Linked DNA regions of Homo sapiens: region 2 is linked to region 1. A link is a contact called in ENCODE Hi-C or POLR2A ChIA-PET data. All regions are on one chromosome and are shown on one strand. Each heading gives the region's core, a stretch centred on a gene start or an enhancer-like site at or near the end of the contact. The rest is flanking DNA. Distances are from core to core; before and after follow the strand shown. Region 1 overlaps KCNMA1 (potassium calcium-activated channel subfamily M alpha 1). Region 2 overlaps KCNMA1 (potassium calcium-activated channel subfamily M alpha 1).

Evidence for each region. Hi-C counts contacts between places; a loop is a spot of excess contacts on that map. ChIA-PET counts read pairs that join two places held with the same protein, here RNA polymerase II (POLR2A). Pooled maps may share reads with other maps.
Region 2: a loop to region 1 is called in a map of sigmoid colon, with 2.9 times the contacts of the local background. The contact joins two enhancer-like sites. A Hi-C loop is called at or near these places in 1 of 168 maps with a recorded cell type or tissue (sigmoid colon) and 3 of 50 pooled maps. POLR2A ChIA-PET finds 5 or more read pairs at or near these places in 2 of 52 experiments (GM12878 and WTC11).

What each region holds. Positions count from the first base shown.
Region 1 is chr10:77,240,705-77,245,872 of GRCh38, reverse strand. The region is part of intron 3 of KCNMA1 (potassium calcium-activated channel subfamily M alpha 1); the gene reads left to right. Among named protein-coding and RNA genes, the nearest start is that of KCNMA1-AS2, 100 kb to the right of the region's middle. Within about 2 kb of position 2,737, at least 9 of the 41 ENCODE cell types and tissues checked have a DNase peak (open chromatin) inside an H3K27ac peak, as active enhancers do.
Region 2 is chr10:77,561,870-77,566,900 of GRCh38, reverse strand. All of the region lies in intron 1 of KCNMA1 (potassium calcium-activated channel subfamily M alpha 1), which reads left to right. Among named protein-coding and RNA genes, the nearest start is that of KCNMA1, 73 kb to the left of the region's middle. RefSeq lists enhancers at 922-1,776, 1,777-2,633 and a silencer at 1,516-1,810. Within about 2 kb of position 2,005, at least 4 of the 41 ENCODE cell types and tissues checked have a DNase peak (open chromatin) inside an H3K27ac peak, as active enhancers do.

The DNA of each region.
Region 1 (5,168 bases), core at 1,488-3,987:
ATTTTGCAATGAGATAGGATCAAATGAACAAAAAACAAGGAGAGCTGATTGTTCCTCATTAGCTTCCACCACCTAGGGGTGTCTTTCCAAGTAGAAAGACTCTTTGGCCTTCCTATCCTTACCTAATCTGTCCTTGTGATTTGGCATACTGAAATAGATATGAGAAATGCTGTTTCCCCATGAGATACATTCTTTTATCTCTTTTAGAGAGTTACAGAATTAGTTGATTTGTTATAGTTTTGCATTATGTTATGCAATGTTTATATGCCCAGAGAGTTGGTATTATCAAACTAATGGACTTCAGGAAAATTTGGCCCCAAAGAATGGAGCCACATAGGATGGAGGTCTTTGAAATGTCATAAAGTATCTGGCTTCCTTCTCCAGCCTTGTTCAAACTGACTAGGCACAGGTGTAGACCCACTGCCTCTCCTGTGCTCAGCCCCAAGACAGGCACCTGGGAGAGCTGTGAGGACAGCACAGATCCCATCCCATTCATGACAGCGCATTTTAAACTGTAAAGGACTGTGTATACCAGCTTTCACTATCCCCTTTAGTGTACCCCATCCTGCAGCATGATGAGATGGGCAGCCTGTGACATGGAAAAGGAAGCTCACCAGCCTACTCTGTAACCAGTTCCTTTATGAAATACAGCCTTTCTAGGTAGTGTTCTGGAAAATTAGCTCCAGCTGTCTGCCTTCATGCCCTTTTTTGAGAAGTCACGGCATGCATTTAACCTTTGTTGAAGAAGTCAACACAAATCACTGTGTGCAAAGCACCTCCCTGTTTTTTTTTTTCCTTTTAAAATACTCCCCCCAGTTTTCTCCATCCCTCACTGACATTTTTATTGCCAGGCTTTGGTTTGGAAAATTATGGGTAGGGAAAGTTCAAGGGCAGGATGTTCAGAACGGCACTGCACATCTGTGAAGGGAACACAACAGGAGAGCCAGCAGCTGTTGAAAGAATGGAATGTCAGATGGTAGAGGAGCCGAGCCCACTCAGGGATGGTGGAAGAGAAGATGCCTTCAGGGCAAAGAGGCTGTAAATAACTCCAATGGGAAGTCTTGTCTCCCTTCAGAATGTACCCTTTAATAGCAACACTTGGTGCTCTGATATGAGAGTAACTCTAACTCAGCCTTCCTAGCTCATCTGACCTTCCATATTGCCATTTGTTCAGGAATCGAGTGAAAGCCTGGTAGAGAAGACAGGTGGAGAGTATGCCAAGGAACAGAGTCAACTTCTTTATATGTCCTTGTCTCCATATAGGTAGATTTTGGGGACAGGATCTGTTCTTTGGTTGTCAAACAGATTGGTTTCATTTACGTCAAAGTTCAGAGCATTAGCACCCTTCCTCCTTCTCCCTTCCACATTGGTGAGGAAATCTTGTCTTCCTTGCTTATTTGTCATTGCACAAGTGGTACCTAGGCATCGTAGGCAATGGCATCTAGAAGCATTAAGGGAACTGCTTATCTTTGGCTTTCATTGGGGAAATCAGGGACTATGCTAGGAAAGGACAGGAGGACTGAGCTGAACCTTTCAGGTCTGCCACAAAAGACAACTGTAGAATATAGTATTAGAGTCAAAGAGGCATTGGATCCCAACTGGTGCCACTGTTCTCTGAGCCTCAGCATCCTTTCCTGAGGAATGAGGATGAGGGACCTCCTCAAGGTCATCCGACCAGCCAGGGGCAGAGCTGGAGCTGGAAGATAGAACTTTTCTCTCCCAGTCCTTTTCTACTTGATCTCCTGGGTTCTTTCTACTAAATACAGAAATGAACAAAGACATGATAACCTACTCATTGAATAGCAAAGTATATATTGTCTTTTTATGCCAATTCTGGACTTCTAGGCCCTTATCATGGGGGAAACTTTAGGGCCATGGGAAAGAACAAAGATAATCCCAGGTGGAAAAGATCAAATCCAGCCAGGTGGCTGCGTGGGATTAGTTTATTTCATCCTCACTGGTGAGAGGCCTTGAATTCCTTGATTTTATGACCCTCCTACTAATCTCTCTCTCTCCCTCCCCACTGTCTCCCTCTCTTTTTTGTACTGTTTCAGCATGGAGTTGGGGATGGGTAAGAGTTAAGAGTTCAGCTCCACTGTGGAAGGGTAACACAGGGCTGAACGCATTGAAGAGCTGAACACATTGTTTTGGCCTGTTTGGAATTTGTTATGCATAACTTTTGAGGACATTTTGCCCAATTGCTCACTTGTTTCCCCTGTGGAAACACTATCTGATAACTATGTCTATACATCCCTATCTACTTTGCCTTCCAAAATTAGGATGAATTATTTCTTCCCTTCTCGCCACTCTCCAAAACTTAAAAAGAATGCTTTGGACAACCTGGCACTCTCTCAGCCCTCTCTTATTCTTTTTAAAAGAATAATTGTTTCAGGGCAAATGAAGAAATGCATTCCCTTTCAGACCCACTAGCCCACTAGTTACTTCTGTCCTCTACAACAAGCCTGAGTTTATACCGCAAGAGGGCTGCATCTCCTCCCTGTCACATGGCACTGGGCCTTTCCCTATAGTCACAGGCTGACATGCATTCAGAGACTGCTGAGAGATCAGGATAGGAGCCAGCTGGAGCGAAATGTTATAGCTCAGAACAGTTTAATCCAAACACAAGGGCAGTGCTTGTGCCTAACACAACTGTGGTAGGGGTGTGGTGTGGTGTGTGGAGTGGTGGCAGCTTTTACAGCTTTATCATGGGGTTCATGGGCTGGAGGAGATGTGAACTCTTCCTTGTCTTTTACCCCTTGTCTTTTGACCTGACAGCCTGACACATGTAGCTTTGGGGAGACCCTGGTTGGTGATGAGTCATTTGTGGCTTAAAAATAGAACTCTCAAAGCAACAATGCCCTTGGGACTTTTTGATGCATATGTCTTTGTTCATAGAATTTGGGAGAAAAGAGAGAGAGGGAGAGAAAGACTCTGTGTGTGTGTGTGTGTGTGTGTGTGTGTGTGTGTGTGTGTAGGAAACAATTATGTCCTGCCTAAAAATTAAGTGGAGAAGAAGAGCATGGGGGAATTGGCCACCAGGCTCATCACAGTAGCAGAGATGAGGCTGAGAGCTGTCTGTGTACCTGTGGCCTTAAAGGTACCAATCAGATAATAGCTCTCCACTGAGTACAAACTGTGTATAAGGCATTTTGCTAGGTACTGGGGAATTTTGAGTACTTATGTATAATGCTAGATCTTTTCCATTAAGACATTTAAATTATACATATTTTTACAAGGGGCAGGAAGTCCAGCCATATATAAAGGAAAAATAAGATAACAAAACAAGAACAAGTAAGGCATCGCTAAGCAATATATCAATGACTAATATGAGCATTGCACACAGTAAGTGCTGAAGGTTGAGGAGTTGAAAAGATAGCTGGATGCTATAACATGTTTTGGCTGTAGGGGAGATTTTGAGTTGAATAGACAGAAAACTCAGTCTGCCCTCAACTCTAGGAGTCCACAAGAGAAGACTCTCATTATGGCCTGTACTCGGGCTTTGTGATTTTCAGTATACGCTAAAGTCAAGCAAAACCTTGCCTTGAAATCAGCTACTGAGATTAGGGATTGAGAATGCTTCAGGGACGGCATAAAATAATCAGAGAAGCGGACTCTATCCAGTGGCAGTAATACCTGTTGTCCAATGATAGATGATTAAAACTTTTGGAAATTTTTATTTGGAAATTTCCAGAAGCATCTGAATGGCATCCACTCCATCTTTTTGAAACTGAGGTCAGTGTGCGACGTGCTTTGCAGGGGTCTTGTTACGAACTTGCCACATACAGAGCATCACAGGGGCATGATGGGGAGGAGAGTCTGCAGTAAAATGAGCTTGTGCTGCTCGCAAACAGGCCACAGTGTGGGCATGGTTGTTGGCCTGAAGACCAGCATTTGCCTCCAGCTCCGTGCTGTGATTTCCATGGACTCTAGGTACGTTGGCTTTGTTGAGCCAATTCTTCCATAAGAATATTAAATATTATATTTTGCGGCTGCATTGGTATAAGAATGAATATAATCCAGGCTGGATTTATTATTGTTGTTATTATTACTATTATTTTTAGAGACACGGTCTCACTCTGTCACCCAGGCTGAAGTGTACTGACATGATCATAGCTCACTGTAACCTTGACCTCTTTGGCTCAAGTGATCCTTCAGTCTCAGTCTCCTGAGTAGTTGGGATTACAGGAATGCACCACCATGGCTGGCAAATTTTTTTTTTTTCTTTGAGACAGGGTCTCACTCTGTTTCCCAGACTGGAGTGCAGTGGTGCAATCATGGCTCACAACAACCTCTGCCTCCAGGGCTCAAGTAATCTTCCTGCCTTAGCTTTCCGAGTAGCTGGGACTACAGCTGGGCACCATCATGCCCAGCTAATTAAAAAAAATTATTGTAGAGATGGGGGGGTCTCACTGTGTTGCCCAGACTGGTTTTAAGCTCCTGTGCTCTAGCAGTCCTCCCACCTCAGCTTCCCAAAGTGTTGGCATTGCAGGCGTGAGCCACTGTGCCCAGCCTGGATTCGTTGTTATTATTCGTCATTTATTATTATATTTATTTTCTTCTGATTTTAAAGAAGTTAAAATTTAGACTTTTTTGTGTCCCATAAGTACAGTGGCCTCAGGCACTGTGCCTGCACTGCCTGCTGGAGAAATTGACTTTATTTCTCCCTTTCCAACAGCCCCATCCTTCTGGAAATTTTCACAGATAAGAAAACATGCTCAGAGACAGATGCCTTATACTAAACCCCTTCAATGTGGTCTAATTGTTTCAAATGAGAAAATTAAAATAAGCATTTTATTTTAAGCCCTGTCTGATAACTTGGCTTTGGGAAATAGGAACTTCAGCAACCCAGCATTCAAAACAATGGATACAACAAAAATTTTAAGACAACTTAATAGTCTTGCTTTTCTCCCGAGTTTTGGAAAAACATGTGCCTTTTCCATTCTTTTATCTGACAATGAGTCTTACTGGTTTAAGAGATCTGTTCGCTGAGAGTGCAACAGTACAAAATAACATTTTTTTCATCTGATGTTTGCAAATTCATCTGGACAGGGAAGGGCAGACATTGGAAATGAGTGAGGCGGATCTGGTGAGGACTGCAATGAGAGCTGAAGCCTCACCTGAAGTGGCTTCCCAGGTCCAGCTGATTGTTCCTATGCAGAAATGCAGGC
Region 2 (5,031 bases), core at 756-3,255, 320 kb before region 1:
CCACCTTTTCCTTCTTTTGCTTTTTCTCCGTTTCTCTCTTTCCCTTTTTTACTTCCCTTATTGTCTCTCTGTAGCCGAAGAATGCAAGACCATTTTGTTTTCATGCCACGAAGTGAGTACATGAACATTTGGAAAGTAGGTCTCACCTGGGCTTGCCTCCACCCGGAACAACTCTGGACACATAGTAAGTTTTCAGAAGCAGTCAGATGGAATCATCCTGGACATTGGTGCAGCTTCTGAACCTTTCCTGGTGTGAGTCCAAGTTATGGCAATGGAATTCTACCCAGGAAGGGAAGCAGCAAACCTGAGTAGTGCCCACCTTTGCGGGGGAAATGGCAGGTTCCTCCCTCTCCAGTGATGGGGGCTCAGCCTGCAGGGAACCTTTCTTCCCAGCCAGCCTTGGAACTCAGTGCTGTCAGGCTTGCTGATGACATCACTGGCCTTCCGTGGGACAGCTGCAGCCAGCATCAGGACACTCCAGAAATGCCAGCAGTAATTGGAAACTTCATGTTCAGATGCTTTCCACAGCATTCACGCATGGCGAGAAGTGCTTCTGCCGAGGGACTTTTCAGGTGGTGCCCCGAGCAGGATCCCTGGGAGACCAGGGAGATCAGAAGCCAACTTCCATGTTTCCTGGACCAAGGATCCTGGGGGATGGGATGGGGGGACATTCCCCAGAGGGCTGCAGCTTTCTGTCAATGGGATTTCATTTGGGTTGGTCTCCAGAGAGCCCACAGGGTAAATTTCTAGGCATTAATTTCCAAAGCCTATTTTTGCTATTCCACTTAAAGAATATTTCCATCTTTCCTTGCCTATCACTGCTGCCTGATCTTGTTTGTGCAGTAGGTGAATAGAAGAGAAATAAGAGGAGAGAAAAACATGAAGATTTTAGGGGAGAGAATATTCCGTGGAGGCACAGCAACTGCCTTTGCATTTCTGATGGTCTGTAAAGCGAGGAGGCACTGGCTTGTTCTGTGTGTCCCTGGTGAGAGCGTTAGGGCTGTGGGGAGGTGCATTCATGTGGGGATCTCAGGGGGATGGGGTGGGAGGCTCACATTTGACACCTCCTGTGGGATAGCTGCAGTGCTAGGGTTTGCGTCTCCAGATGTTAGAGGCAGTAACTGCTAGCCTGGTGCCCATCACAGATACCAGTTACTAACCACTTATCTTGTGCCAAGTACTAAGCACTGCACCAGATCAACTCATTTCCTTCTTACAACTACCCTCTTGGGTGGGAACTATCTCTGACATCATTTTACAGGTGGAAGAGAGTGACTGGGAAGAGCACAGCTGCTTAAGGTCACACAGTGCGTTGGTGGCAGGGCCTGCCCTGGAACCGAGGCTGCCCATCACCAGGCTCCTGTCCCCAGCTCTTCAGCACCAGGATCTGTTTCTCAATCATGTCTGAGCTGTGTGTTGAATGCACTGGTCCTGTCTTCCACATTTTTTTCCTCTACCTTCTTTTTATCATCATCTTAACTGTCATATTAACATACTACCTTATAAAAGTGTTGAAAAGATAGCAATTTGGGAAAATGTGCTCAGAAGTAAAAGCTCTCTCCCTGTTTCCCCGCCCGCTGCTGCATCACTGTGCTTCCTTTAAGGGAGTGCTTACCATCCGCGTTGTCCTCTAAAACGGGAATGGGAGGGAATCCCTGGAATCCCTGGAATCCCTGAGCCTGGAGGGATTCACAAGGGGAAGGTAACCACTTGCAGGAGGCCAGTGCTGGGTGCAAGGCAGGAGGACTAGGGGACACTTAAGGTCCAGCCTAAAGAGGACAGTCACTGAGAGTGGCCCTTGATGGGGCTTCCACTGGGACAGAGATGGGTGCTCCCAGAGGGCGATTTGGCCGAGAGGCAGTGGCTTCCCTTCTCACCGTCTGCCTGACTCATTGCCCTTGCCTCCTGGCCACTCTGCCAGCTTTCCTTCACCCCCTGCTGCATATCCTGCATGCAGCTGCCCAATTAAGCTCCCCAAATACTGATTTCATGATGTCACTGACTCCTCTGAACTCCTTTTACCTCCCTTTGTGATCAGAAGCCTGAACTTCTGAACTCCTCTACTCCTAAGCCAAAGAGTCCGCCCTCTGACCCCAGCTTGTCTTCCCTCTGCTATCTGGGAGTCTCTCCTCTTTTCCACTTAGTTGAGTTCCTGGTTAGTTCAAGGCTCCATTCATTCTTTCTTTCACCTAGATGCCAGGAGGAAGCTGCGAAGGCTGAGACATAAAGACATGTCACCTGCCCTCAAAGAGCGCTTGGTCTTGGGAAGGGGCATGCATGAAATCACCTTTTTTACATTTAAATTTAAATTTATTTTTGAGACAGAGTCTTGCTCTGTTGCCCAGGCTGGAGTACAGTGGTGTGATCTTGGTTCACTTCAATCTTTGCCTCCCAGGTTCAAGTGATTCTTCTGTCTCAGCCTCCAGAGTAGTTGGGATTACAGGCATGTGCCACCTGTAAAAAAAATACCTGGCTAATTTTTGTATTTTTAGTAGAGATGGGGTTTCACCATATTGCCCAGGCTGGTCTTGAACTCCTGACCTCAAGTGATCTGTCCGCCTCGGCCTCCCAAAGTGCTCGTGTTACAGGCATGAGCCACCATGCCTGGCCATGAAATCACCTTTGATCAGCGTGGTGAGAGCCACTTCAGGCTGCATACAAAGCCTTCCTCTTGCAGGAAGCCTTTATTGATTGCACTGTCACTGTGAATTCACTCTTCTCTGGAGGCTGGTGAATCCTCATCTCTGTTCTTCTCTTTTTGTTCCTTGTTTTCTGCCCGGTATAATTCACTTTCTTTTATTGCCAATATCTCTTGGACTTTAGCCCCAAGGAACATACCACACTGCCTGGCACTGTGCCATGTGCCTAATAATAAGGAGGTACATTTATATTGAGCTCTGATTCTGAAGCCTGTTCACATCTGTGATTCCCCTTACTTTGCATAACAGCTCTCTGGGACAGGTGGGACAAATGTGATAAGCCCCAGTCTGCAGAGCAAGAGACGACTTGCTTATGGGCACACAGTTCATAAGTGGCAGAGCCGGGACCAGGGACTGGAGTCTTGCCGTGGGTGTGCTACGCGGCCCCACAGAAGGATGGATGCATGGAGTCCCATTTTGTGGACTCCCCCCTGGGCCTGCAATGTGTAGGGATGTGTTAGGGGAGGATGAGAGGGCAAGAGGGGGATCTGTGGCTAGAATTCCGGAGGTTCGTTGGAACCAGGGAGGTACATGGGGTGACTTGAACCCCAAATCTTTTCATCTAGGCATGACACTCCCTTTTTCCTCTATGGAGACTGGGAATAGCAGGATGGAGGGAGGGTAGAAGGAGTAGAGGAGTCAGTGTTGGGGCTAGGGCTGGGAGGGACGGGGTAGAAGAGAGCAAGTTCTGGGGACAGAGGGCAGTCAGGAGACCTGTCAGTTCTCTCTGGGTAGCCTGGACTCTCGAGAGGACTGAAATGCATCAAAGGATGGGTAATGAAAAAATGGTGATGAGGACGGGTTGCCTTATCACCCAGAAGGGAGGAAAAGCTTCAGGCCCAACCATCCTGCTTAAACATTTGAGAATTCTATGCGGTTCTTTTAAGTATTTAGAGGTACTGGGGACAATGTGTCCAGAAAGTGGAATCCCAGCTCCTTCTCACCCCGGCTATTGATTTTTGGCCTTGCAATTACTGCAGAGGTGCTGCCTCTGTGAACACTATTAGTGCTAGTTGGAAAGCTTGAGCTTTTGAAGCTTAGCTGTTTGAGCTACCTACGGGTTTGGAAAAAAAAAGAATCTTACCATGTGTTTCTTTAGCCTGGGCATGAATCAAAAATAGTTGAACTTTTTTTTTTTTGCTCAAGTCTCAAGTTTAAAAATAAAAAAGTCACCTTTGGGCTGAGATCAAGAATGGAAAATTTCAGGGCATAGCGTAATTTTTTCCCCATCTGTTCTGGGCAAGGGATGATAAAGCATTCTGTTGGAAGATTGTGTGTAAGCATCAACCATGAGTCTCACTACTTTATTGCGTTGCAATGTCTACTTTGTTAAGATGTCTTGAAAGAAAGACTTCTTCCATCCTCCTGGCACAACTGAATGTGCTTGGTATGGGGAGACGTGTCTAACTGAATCTAAGCAACTAATTGGAATAGGCAAAGGAGGAAGTGATGAAAGTGAAGCTGCAGTTTCTGCAAAGGTGGCTTTATTGTATAAGGTGCAGGTTATTACCCCAAATGATCAATTACTAAAGTTCTGGATTGGGCAGTGACAAGTGTCTAGAGGGAATGCTGGGCCTAGGGAATTGCATTGTCATGTGAGAATAAGGCTGGGGCCACCTTTACATTTTCATTAAAAAAAGATCTGGACAGTACTTGACTGTGGTAGTAGACTTTGTAAAGGTTATTATGGTTACAGCTTTGTTTGCTTGAGATCCTCTATTTTTATAGTTCAATATTATTAAGGTATGAAGAAACTGTTTTATGGATGTCAGTTTTACTGTTTCTGACAACAGCTTGCGAGGAAGTATACATTTGTGCAACAGACCGCTTTGGATGTTAATTCTAAATTTAGAAGCCGCCTTCAATGGGTGTGGAAATCAGTTACACAAAATTCAGGTGCTTACTAAAAAAAATCTGAATATCCATGAAGCTTGTATGGTCCCTGGTGGAACTTTGAGCAGCTGAGCCTCTCTGAAGATCCTGAGGTTGTCAGGGTGTGGCACAGCAGCTGGGGGCTGGGCCCCGTGCATGCACATCAGCATCTGTGTATTGAATATAATCAGCACAGATAGGGAAGAAACAAACCACCACCACCAAACACCCTAAGTACCAATCTGGGCATCTGGGCACCCTGGATTTTCATTTTGACTCTGTCATTTACTAGTTCTCTGACCTTGGGCACCATGCTTTGCATAGCAGCCTTGGTTTCCTCATTGGTAAAATGAGGCTGTTGAATTCTATATGGCTCAAGAGTTCTTTCCAGCCCCGAAACATGCAAAAATTCAGTTTCGACTAAGAGCTTTAGCACTGTCTTATCTTGGCTGTTTGCAGT